Linked DNA regions of Homo sapiens: region 2 is linked to region 1. A link is a loop called in an ENCODE intact Hi-C map of the cell type or tissue named here. Cell type or tissue: heart left ventricle. All regions are shown on one strand.

Region 1 (5,000 bases):
TCTCCTGTGATTTCTCATTTCCTTTTTCATTAAAACTTGTGGAAAAATGCTTCAAGAAGCTGTGGGTGGGCCGGGCGCAGTGGCTCACTCCTGTAATCCCAGCACTTTGGGAGGCCAAGGCTGGTGGATCATGAGGTCAGGAGTTCGAGAACAGCCTGGCCAAGATGGTGAAACCCTGTCTCTACTAAAAATACAAAAATTAGCCAGGCGTGGTGGCACACACCTATAGTTCCAGCTACTTGGGAGGCTGAGGCAGGAGAATCGCTTGAACCCAGGAGGCAGAGGTTGCAGTCAGCCGAGATCATGCCATTGCACTGCATTTTCGGCGACAAGAGCGCAACTCGGTCTAAAAAAAAAAAAAAAGAAAAGAAACTATGGGTAAGCAGACAATTCTTATACTTCATAGTTGGAAAATAAATTGGTACAACCTCCCTTGAATGTCTATTTGGCCATAGCTGTCAAAATGTGAAGTGCTCATACCCTTTAACCCAGCAATTCTGCTTGTAGGAATTTACCTTCTAGATGCACTCTCACATAGGTAAAGAAGGTGTGCAGCAAAAGACCAAAAATGCCCTTAATATCCATCAATATGGGACTTTTTTAAATTAAAAGTATTATAATTCTAACAAGCAGTAAAATTTTTCCCTTTCATGTACAAAAATCATTAAATCTATAACCTATTTCTTCTTAGAAACCAATGAAAATGTACTCAAAAATGTGGCATTGAACACGTTATTAATGTCAACTAATATTGACATTACTAATATTCAAAGATTATTGTCATCAAGCATCCACAAGGCTCTACTTGCCTTTTTGTAAAAATAAAATCAAAATTATTCTCAGCTTATTTCAAAACTGTCGTGATAAAGTGATATTACACTGGTGCAGATGTGATTGCGGTTTTCCCATTGAAAGTAATGGCAAAACGGCAATCACTTTTTTTCTTTCTTTCATTTTATTTTTTTTTTTATTATACTTTAAGTTTTTAGGGTACATGTGCACAACGTGCAGGTTTGTTACATATGTATACATGTGCCATGTTGGTGTGCTGCACCCATTAACTCTTAATTTAACATTAGGTATATCTCCTAATGCTAATCCCTCCCCCTTCCCCCTACCCCACAACAGGCCCCGGTGTGTGATGTTCCCCTTCCTGTGTCCATGTATTCTCATTGTTCAATTCCCACCTATGAGTGAGAACATGCGGTGTTTGGTTTTTTGTCCTTGCGAGAGTTTGCTGAGAATGATGGTTTCCAGCTTCATCCATGTCCCTACAAAGGACATGAACTCATCATTTTTTATGGCTGCATAGTATTCCATGGTGTATATGTGCCACATTTTCTTAATCCAGTCTATCATTGTTGGACATTTGGCTTGGTTCCAAGTCTTTGCTATTGTGAGTAGTGCTGCAATAAACATACGTGTGCATGTGTCTTTATAGCAGCATGTTTTATAATCCTTTGGGTATATACCCAGTAATGGGATGGCTGGGTCAAATGGTATTTCTAGTTCTAGATCCCTGAGGAATTGCCACACTGACTTCCACAGTAGTTGAACTAGTTAACAGTCCCACCAACAGTGTAAAGGTGTTCCTATTTCTCCACATCCTCTCCAGCACCTGTTGTTTCCTGACTTTTTAATGATTGCCATTCTAACTGGTATGAGATGGTATCTCATTGTGGTTTTGATTTGCATTTCTCTGATGGCCAGTGATGATGAGCATTTTTTCATGTGTCTTTTGGCTGCATAAATGTCTTCTTTTGAGAAGTGTCTGTTCATATCCTTTGCCCACTTTTTGATGGTGTTGTTTTTTTCTTGTAAATTTGTTTGAGTTCATTGTAGATTCTGGATATTAGCCCTTTGTCAGATGAGTAGATTGCAAAATTTTTCTCAATGTGGGACTCTTAAGAAGGTTTGGTATGGCATGCCCGAAGAATGCTCTCTGTAGAGGTGGGGGCTGAAATGCTATGCCACTGTTAGAAGAATGAGGGAGATCTTTCTGTACTGACTTAGAACTTGCTCCAAGATACACTATCACATGACAAAAGCAAGGTACAGAACCTTAAGTTTTTTTTTTTAAGGCATCTATAGATATATCATATACAACTGTGTGGCAGGCAGCTTCTAAGATGGCCCCCGGTGATCTCCTACTCCTGGTGCCCATGCCCTTATTTAATCCTCTCCCCTTAAATATGGTTCAACCCAGGAATTTGCTTCTAACAAACAGAACACAGCAAATGTGATAGGATATCACTTCCGAAATTAGGTTACCAAGAAACTTTGGCTTCTAGTCTTGCTTGCCTTTTCTGGCTCTTCTCTCTTATTTACTCGATGAAGCCAACTGTCATGCTGTGAGGTGTCCTATGGAGAGGACCGTGTAACAAGAAACTGAGGGAAGCCTCAGGCCAAAAGCCAGTGAAGAAATGAGGCCCTCGGCCCAACAACGTGTGAGGAACTAAATCCTGCCAAGAACCCCTTGAGAGAGCCTGACAGCAGATCCTCCCGAGCTGAGACATGAGCTGACTGCAGCACCAGCTGACAGCTTGACTACATCCTTGGGAAAGCCCCAGCGCTGGGGGCCTAGCTAAGCTGCTGCATTCCTCACCCACAGAAAATGTGAGATAATAAATGTTTGTTGTTTTGAGCCACTAAGTTCTGGGTAATCTGCTACGTAGCAGTAGATAACTAATATAACGTGTATTTGTTTATGCATATACACAATATATTTATTTAAAAACTGGCAACTGTGCTTGCCACTAGGAAAGCCATCTTTAGCTTCTGAGGGTCAGGGGTGGGAGGAAATTTACTTTTCACTCCCCATTCTTTGGTCTATTTTAATATATTGTTTATTCAACAAACAGGTAAATAGGTCAATACTTTTTTTGTTTTTGCAAATAGAGAAAAATGATTATTTTATAAGATGGACAATTTTTTTGATATGCCATGTTTTCATAAGAGGACAAAAGCCACACTGAAATAACCAATTAAGTTATCCACATAACTGAATGTAGGCTTTGAAAAATTACATTTGATCTGTGTATTTGGCTCAGGAGAGGTGGATTGTAAATTATTTTCTTTAACCACTAGAGGGCACATTGCATTTGGTTGTCTTTCAATTTCATGTAACTGAAATGTATATTACAAGAGAATGTCAAAGAATAAGAGAAATGTGCTTTTATTTTTTCTTTTGAGACAGAGTTTTGCTCTTATTGCTCAGGCTGGAGTGCAATGGCGTGATGTTGGCTCACTGCAACCTCCGCCTCCCCCCGGCTCCCCCTGCCCTGGGTTCAAGTGATTCTCCTGCCTGCCTCAGCCTCCCAAGTAGCTGGGATTATAGGCGCCCACCACCATGCCCGGCTACTTTTTTGTGTTTTTAGTAGAGATGGGGTTTCACCATATTGGCCAGGCTGGTCTCGAACTCCAGACCTCAGGTGATCCACCCACCTAGGCCTCCCAAAGTGCTGGAATACAGGGGTAAGCCACCATGCCCAGCCGAAATGTGCATTTTAAATGTAAATATTTTAGAAAAATACTTTGATGAACTTAATGATAAACATTTAAGCATGAAGAAAAAGACAAAGTAGAGGGAAAAAATAATTCTTGAAACCTAAAAACTGGTAAATCCAGATACTGTACTTGACAATCAAATAAATGAATACAATTTTTTTTCAGTTACTAAGTGGAAAGATAGTAATTCCGAGTCTCTAGGAAGCAAAAACAGTTGCAGCAGCAGGAAGAGCTGTATCGTGAAGTGCAGGCAAAGACACTTTATGGAGTTGTGATAAGAGGAAATTCATACATAAAGAGAAGTTTTAAAATGTCTTATTTCATTTTATTTGGTGGGTAATATATTTATATCATAAAATTTTAAAGGTACAAAATAGTATACAGTGAGAGATAGAGTCGGCCTTCTCCCTACAATGCATTTGCCCTCCTTGGAAGTTACCACTGTTACTGATTTCTTATATATCCTTCAAAAAAAAAATCGATACACTTGTAAATATATGTCAGCAAATATATTGAGTTTTTTGCCCCCACAGAAATGGCAGTGTGCTACATACATGGTTGTTACTTTCTTTTTCTTTTTCTAAACTTACCAATAATTTAGAGATCCTTCTACATCTGACATAGAGACCTGTCTTATTATTGTTAGCAGTTGTCTGCTATTAAAGTTACATTATTTTATAATTTGATTGAAATGATACCCATAATTTATTTAATCAGTCTCTATAAATTGACATTTAAATTGACTCCAGTCTCTTACTTTTGTAAACACTACTGCAATGGATGCCCTTTTACATATATCATTTTGCAATGTGTATTTCTGTAGGATAAATACTGGGATTTAGTCAGAGGATATACACAATTAAAGTTGTCACAGACACTGCCGATTTGTCTTCCATAAAGGTTGTGCCAATCAAATTCCCAACCCCTTGTCTTCCCATACCTTGCCCCACATCGTTTGAACCTGATTTTTTTTTTTTTAATCTTGGCCAGTCCGCTAGGTGAAGAATGGTATGTCCTTATATTTTGCTTTGTGTTTTTCTTATTATAAGTGAGTTGAGCACCTTTTCATGTGTTTAAGAGAAGGGCTTGTCTTAATCAGGCCAAACTTTACTATAAAAAGGGGTAAAATGTTAAGGTATTATTAGCCAAGTTAAGACTAGAGGGAGAAGTACATTTTAATGAGGGAAAAAAGAACCTGGGAAAGTCCTGAACTATCCTCATAACAAGGCCCTCTGCATCACTCCTCCACCCCTCTACCTGACCGCTTTCTGGGCTGGAACCCCAGTGCCTTGGCAGAGCCCATGACAGTTCTCCCCATCAAGCTGAGATAAGGCCAAATACCACCTGGGACCAAAATGTAGCAATGTGAGGCCATCATTTCCAAAGTGCCTTTTATCTTCATAATCCTCAGCCCTGCTTTGACCTGGTGCCCCTCTCAACCTTTTCCCTGCACTTTTTTAGATCAGCTCTGTCCAAAAGGAATATAACATGAG
Region 2 (5,000 bases), 130 kb after region 1:
CAGGTGTGGTGGCGTGTGCCTGTAGTCCCAGCTACTCAGGAGGCTGAGGCAGGGGAATCGCTTGAACCTGGGAGGCAGAGGTTGCAGTGAGCCGATATCACGCCACTGTACTCCACACTCCAGCCTGAATGACACAGAGAGACTTCGTCTCAAAAAAAAAAAACAAGAAAGAAAAGAAAAAATTAGTGTAATTTTGTGTTCCTGACCCATAAAAGACTTATCAGATGAAATTCCAGATTATGGAGATATTTTCTTGAAAATATTTCAGATTTGTTTCTTAGATTATTGCATAGAAGTCAGTTCTGTCCTATAAATGTTTTTGAAAATATATATATATATTCATGTGTCATTGAGAAGAAAACATGGGCCAGGTGTGCTGGCTCATGCCTGTAATCTCAGCACTTTGTGAAGCTGAGGTGGGTGGATCACCTGAGGTCAGGAGTTCGAGACCAGCCTGACCAATATGGTGAAACCCCGTCTCCACTAAAAATACAAAAATTAGCTGGTCATGATAGTGGGCACCTGTAGTCCCACCTACTTGGGAGGCTGAGGCAGGAGAATCATTTGAACCCAGGAGGAGGAGGTTGCAATGAGCTGAGATCATGCCACTGCACTCTAGCCTGGGCGACAGAGTCAGACTCTGTCTCTAAAAAAAAAAAAAGAAGAAAACATGGGTGTTGTATGACAAAAAGGCTCCTAGCTATAATGGGAAAGGTCTCCCTCAGCTTTTATCTCTGTTACCTTTAAGAATATCTGCCAGACAATATGTACTAGTGGTTTAGCCTGGGGATGCTTTTTCTCCAGGAATCTCCACCTATCATGTCTATCTTCTGGATTAATTTATGTTGACAACTTCCGGAGAATTGAAAGAATGCCCTAAAATGACTTAAGTACTTTGTTTCAGTTTTCAAAGGTGTAAAGAAATTGGCTGGGTGACAGGGCAAGACCCTATCTCTCGCTCTGTCTCTCTCTTACACACACACACACACACATACACACACACACAAAATCCTGTATACATGGACTGAGGGAATATAACAAAGCAGACTGCTTGGGACGGGCATATGAACAAACTGTTGGTGCCATCTCTCACATGTCTTAGTGGGACCCCCCCACTTACCCCAGGGAGGCACTGCCAGCTTCTGGGTCACATGAACCCTTGGAGTTTATGTTTTATCCTAGTTTGATATACACACGCACACACACGCACGCACATATATGTGTGCGCATGTGTGTGTGTATGTTGCTGTGCCAGCAGCTGGTAGTTGATTAATACTTGTTGATTTGCAAAACAAATAAATAGCAAAGAAAATCCCGAAACTATTCACAGATCTGAGACCAAAATATATGAAGATAGGAAACTTTTTTTCCATCTCCATCTTCACCTGCATTGTGCTTTTTGGATGCCTGGCTGCCAGGTGCATGTGGGTTCAATTACTCAGACAAAGATGACTAGAACACTCCTGTCTGTGCAAGGTTCACAGTCAGCTGCAAGGCCAGGTGCACACTGCAGACACCTGTGAGACCTGTGGATGCCGAGGAGGCACCAAAGGGGAGAGGGAACAGTGGGCTCTGGCTCTGGGAGGTGAAAGAGGGAAGATAACATCCCCCCAGGTCTAGGAATTGGATGGGAGAGGATGAGTTCCTCGAGAAGGTGTATTTGGCCCCAACTTTGAAATTGGAGTGGAAGTCAATAGTCTGGGAAGGGAAGAAAGAATATTCCAGGCAGGGAATTTACATACGACCTCACAGAGGTGGGAAAGGAAAGGGGCCAGGTGTGTTTGAGGATGGACAGAATGATACCCAAGACACAAATGGCTGGGGGGTAGATGAGGCCAGAATGTTAGCCTGGGGTGGGCCCAGTACCCTATGATTCTGAGGAGTTTGGACTTCATTCTGCAGGTAATAGGAAGCTCCTCTGTTATTCTTTCATTCTTTTATTCCTTCAACAGCTGTTCATTCATTCAACCTGTGGTTGTTGGGATTCAGCAAGGCAGCTTCAAACATTAGAGGAGAGGCCTAGATGTTCTAAGGCCAGGGTGGCCCTGTGTCCACATTTGTCCTGGACAGTTCTGATGTGTACCTGTCATCCAGGGCATCACATATGATTTACAGTTTGTCATGGATTTTTTCATTGTTTTAAAAGAAATATTACCTTTTTTCCCTTTTTTATAGTCATTTTAAGGACTTTAGAAATATTACTCTTAATAGTTGCTTTAAAATAATCTAGGATGGGCTTGGTAGAGCTTCACTTAGTACTTCCATCTTTTGCCGTGGTCTTGTCTAGAAGTGTATCATGCATGTATGCAGTGCCCGGAGTTCTCCTTGAACACATGGCTAAATGTGAAAGACAACCAGTGATAACCTGTCTCTCCTTTCCAAACCCTTTCCTGACACAACTAACAGCTTTCAAGGACAGCAGGCAGGACACACACTGATCACATGAAACAGCTTGGGCTTCAGCCACTAGGTGCTATTTACTCCTTCCAGTCTCCAAGCATTTGCTGCTGCTGCTCCTCGCAGCCACAGGAGGTGCCAGTGCTGTGGTTGATGCCAGACCTGGTAAGGCACCCGAAGCACCAGGCTCGCACCAGCTGGTTCAGTAGGAAGCATGGGAAAGTACAGGTTCATTGCACACATACGATAGATTGGGAAATGGAGACTCTTACTTACTATAGAGTATATAGAATATCCTGGATGCTCTTGCCTAGAGTGTTTCTGAAATTTATTGCTCCGTGTGTATCCACAGCTCTTTATCTTATTATTTGGTAATGCTTTTTAAAAATTTTTGCTGTAAACCCTTTCAGGAGCAAATGGCTAAAAAAAAAAAAAAAAGCTCCTGTTTAGAGAAAAACTGAGTAGTGAATTTCCAGTTTTCTCAAGAACATGGATGAGGAATGTATAACTTGCTCAGAAGATTTGCCACCACTTATGTCCACAGTAGGATCTCAGGGTATCACTGGCCAAAGGAAAACTGCAAGACAAATGTCTGTGAAAAGGAATACTCTTCGTTTTCAACGTTATCTCTTTCCCCAGCCAAAACCTAATGCGACAGCTCTTGGCACGATTGCCTGTCTCCTCATCCTGCTGCATCTACCTTAGCCTTCCTGCTTCTGTGGGTTCGGCTTTGTTGTCCCTTCACGTTTTTCCCATTTGCCTTTCCACTTGGCAGACTTCAGTCTGAACACCCTCCCAATGCCGAAGGGCCTGTTCGCAGCTGGGATCTTTCGAACATCTTCATGCTTAGGCAGCATTTGCACAAGAGGCATAACCTGAAGTCCTGTCTTGTTCGTTTTGTAGCCAAGTCTTCATTCAGCTTAAGAAGTACTAGTGGCTGCTGGTTGCCTCTCACCCCAACTGACCAGCCACAGGTAAAGGACTCAGCGGTGATAACTCAGAGGTGATAACAGGGGCTCGAGGGCCTAGTTACACTTTTGCAGAGGCCATGGAAATTACAGTATGTGCCTCGATGATTCTGAATTTTCTCCCCTTTGTGGTTGCTCCAAATCATCTACGTCTACTCGAAAGTGAGGTGCTTTGACCTGAATTCAGCCCATGGTACTCCAAGCAGTATACAGTTAGGCAAAGCTGATGTCTCCCTTACTATTCACACAGCCTGTGTTGGCTTGCTTGGTGGCCACGTCACACTGTTGATTCCTAGAGAGCCTGTAGGAACCCCAAACAACAAAGGTGTCTATACAGTTACCTGCCACAGAGGTGCTGGGTAAGGACACCTGGTGAATGTCACTATCCATTTGTTAATCAGGGTAATTAACACAAAGTGCAAAACTGCTCTAACAAACAACTTCCCCAGTCTCAGTGGCCTAACCCAATAAATGGCTGTTTCTTGTTCCCTTCACCGTCCAGTGCAGTGGGAGGGCTGTTCTGGGCAGCTCTCTCTTCTCCTGTGTGGCTCTGCTGTCTTCCAACACCTCCACTTTTCTTCTACTGAATCCCCTCCTTAGAGCAAAAAGAGAACTCCAAAAGGATTGCACTGGGTGTCTTATGGCTAGGCCTGGAGGTAATGGGTGCATCACTTTCATCTACATTCCATTGACCAGGACCCAGACTCATGGCCCCAACTTAACTGCAAGAGAGGCTGGGAAATGTCGACTCCATGTGTGACCTGAGAAGAAACAAGGTTTGGGAGCATCTCCTCAGCCTCTGCCACAGTCAGGTCATGGAAAAACACAGCAAGGTGGAAGTCTGGTGACCTGAGTTCTGCCATTGTCTTTCTGGGTGGCCTTAGGCAAGTCATCATAACCGCTGTCAGCCATTTCTTCCTCCCCGTAAGGATCTTAATAATACTTGCCCTGTACTTGTGAGTTTACATTTTTATATAAAAGTATGTGCTAGTAATAGGAGTCATGGCCTGCACTATTATTTTAAGATTATAAGGATCGCAGTCATTTATTCAATGAATATTTTCTGAGTACTCATAGTAGCCAAAGCATTGGACAAACTGTAGACCCACAGACCAACTGTTCTCTGTAGCTTACATTCTGATAGTGAGACAGATGATAAATAATCTGTGAAGAAATAAGAGGGCTGTGTGATCTAAGTGACCAGGGGTGCTCAGGATAGGCTTCTCTGAAACAGTGACTCTTGAGCTGACCTAGATGATGAGGTGGAGTGAGACCCGTGTATATCAGGGAGAAGGCTGTGCCAGGCAGAGGACCAGGCTGTGCAAAGGCCCTTAGGTGGGAACCAGCTCGGAGGGCTCCTTGAACAGAAAAGTGGCATGACAGCCAAGTTGTTGCTTGAAGGAGAAAGATGAGAGATAAGGGGATATATCATGCAGTGTCTTAACCTCTCTGTGCCTCAGTTTCTTCATCTGTAAACTATAAAGTTGGGCCAATAATAATATCAACTTCATAGGGTTGCTGTAAGGGATTAAATGAAATGATACGTATATAGTGCATAGAAAAATACCTGGCACCTGATGTTCACTAAGTGTGTGAACTATAATTAAGGTGAAGATTTTATTCTAAGTGCAGTGG

What was found. A loop is a pair of places that touch in the nucleus more often than their neighbours do. Peaks named below come from ENCODE experiments on the same cell type or tissue, not always from the same donor. Only the 100,000 strongest peaks of a DNase experiment are listed, where the experiment ranks them.
Region 2: a loop joins it to region 1, with 3 times the contacts of the local background. A loop is called at or near these places in 11 of 110 quality-filtered maps.

The regions. Positions count from the first base shown.
Region 1 is chr3:142,985,361-142,990,360 of GRCh38, reverse strand. The region is part of intron 2 of PAQR9-AS1 (PAQR9 antisense RNA 1); the gene reads right to left. Among named protein-coding and RNA genes, the nearest start is that of U2SURP, 14 kb to the left of the region's middle. In heart left ventricle, a CTCF peak has its summit at 3,085 (motif pointing right); no DNase peak of the experiment used is centred here; H3K27ac peaks cover 1,151 bases.
Region 2 is chr3:142,854,728-142,859,727 of GRCh38, reverse strand. The region is part of intron 2 of PCOLCE2 (procollagen C-endopeptidase enhancer 2); the gene reads left to right. Among named protein-coding and RNA genes, the nearest start is that of PCOLCE2, 32 kb to the left of the region's middle. In heart left ventricle, a CTCF peak has its summit at 2,518; a DNase peak (open chromatin) is centred at 2,533; H3K27ac peaks cover 900 bases.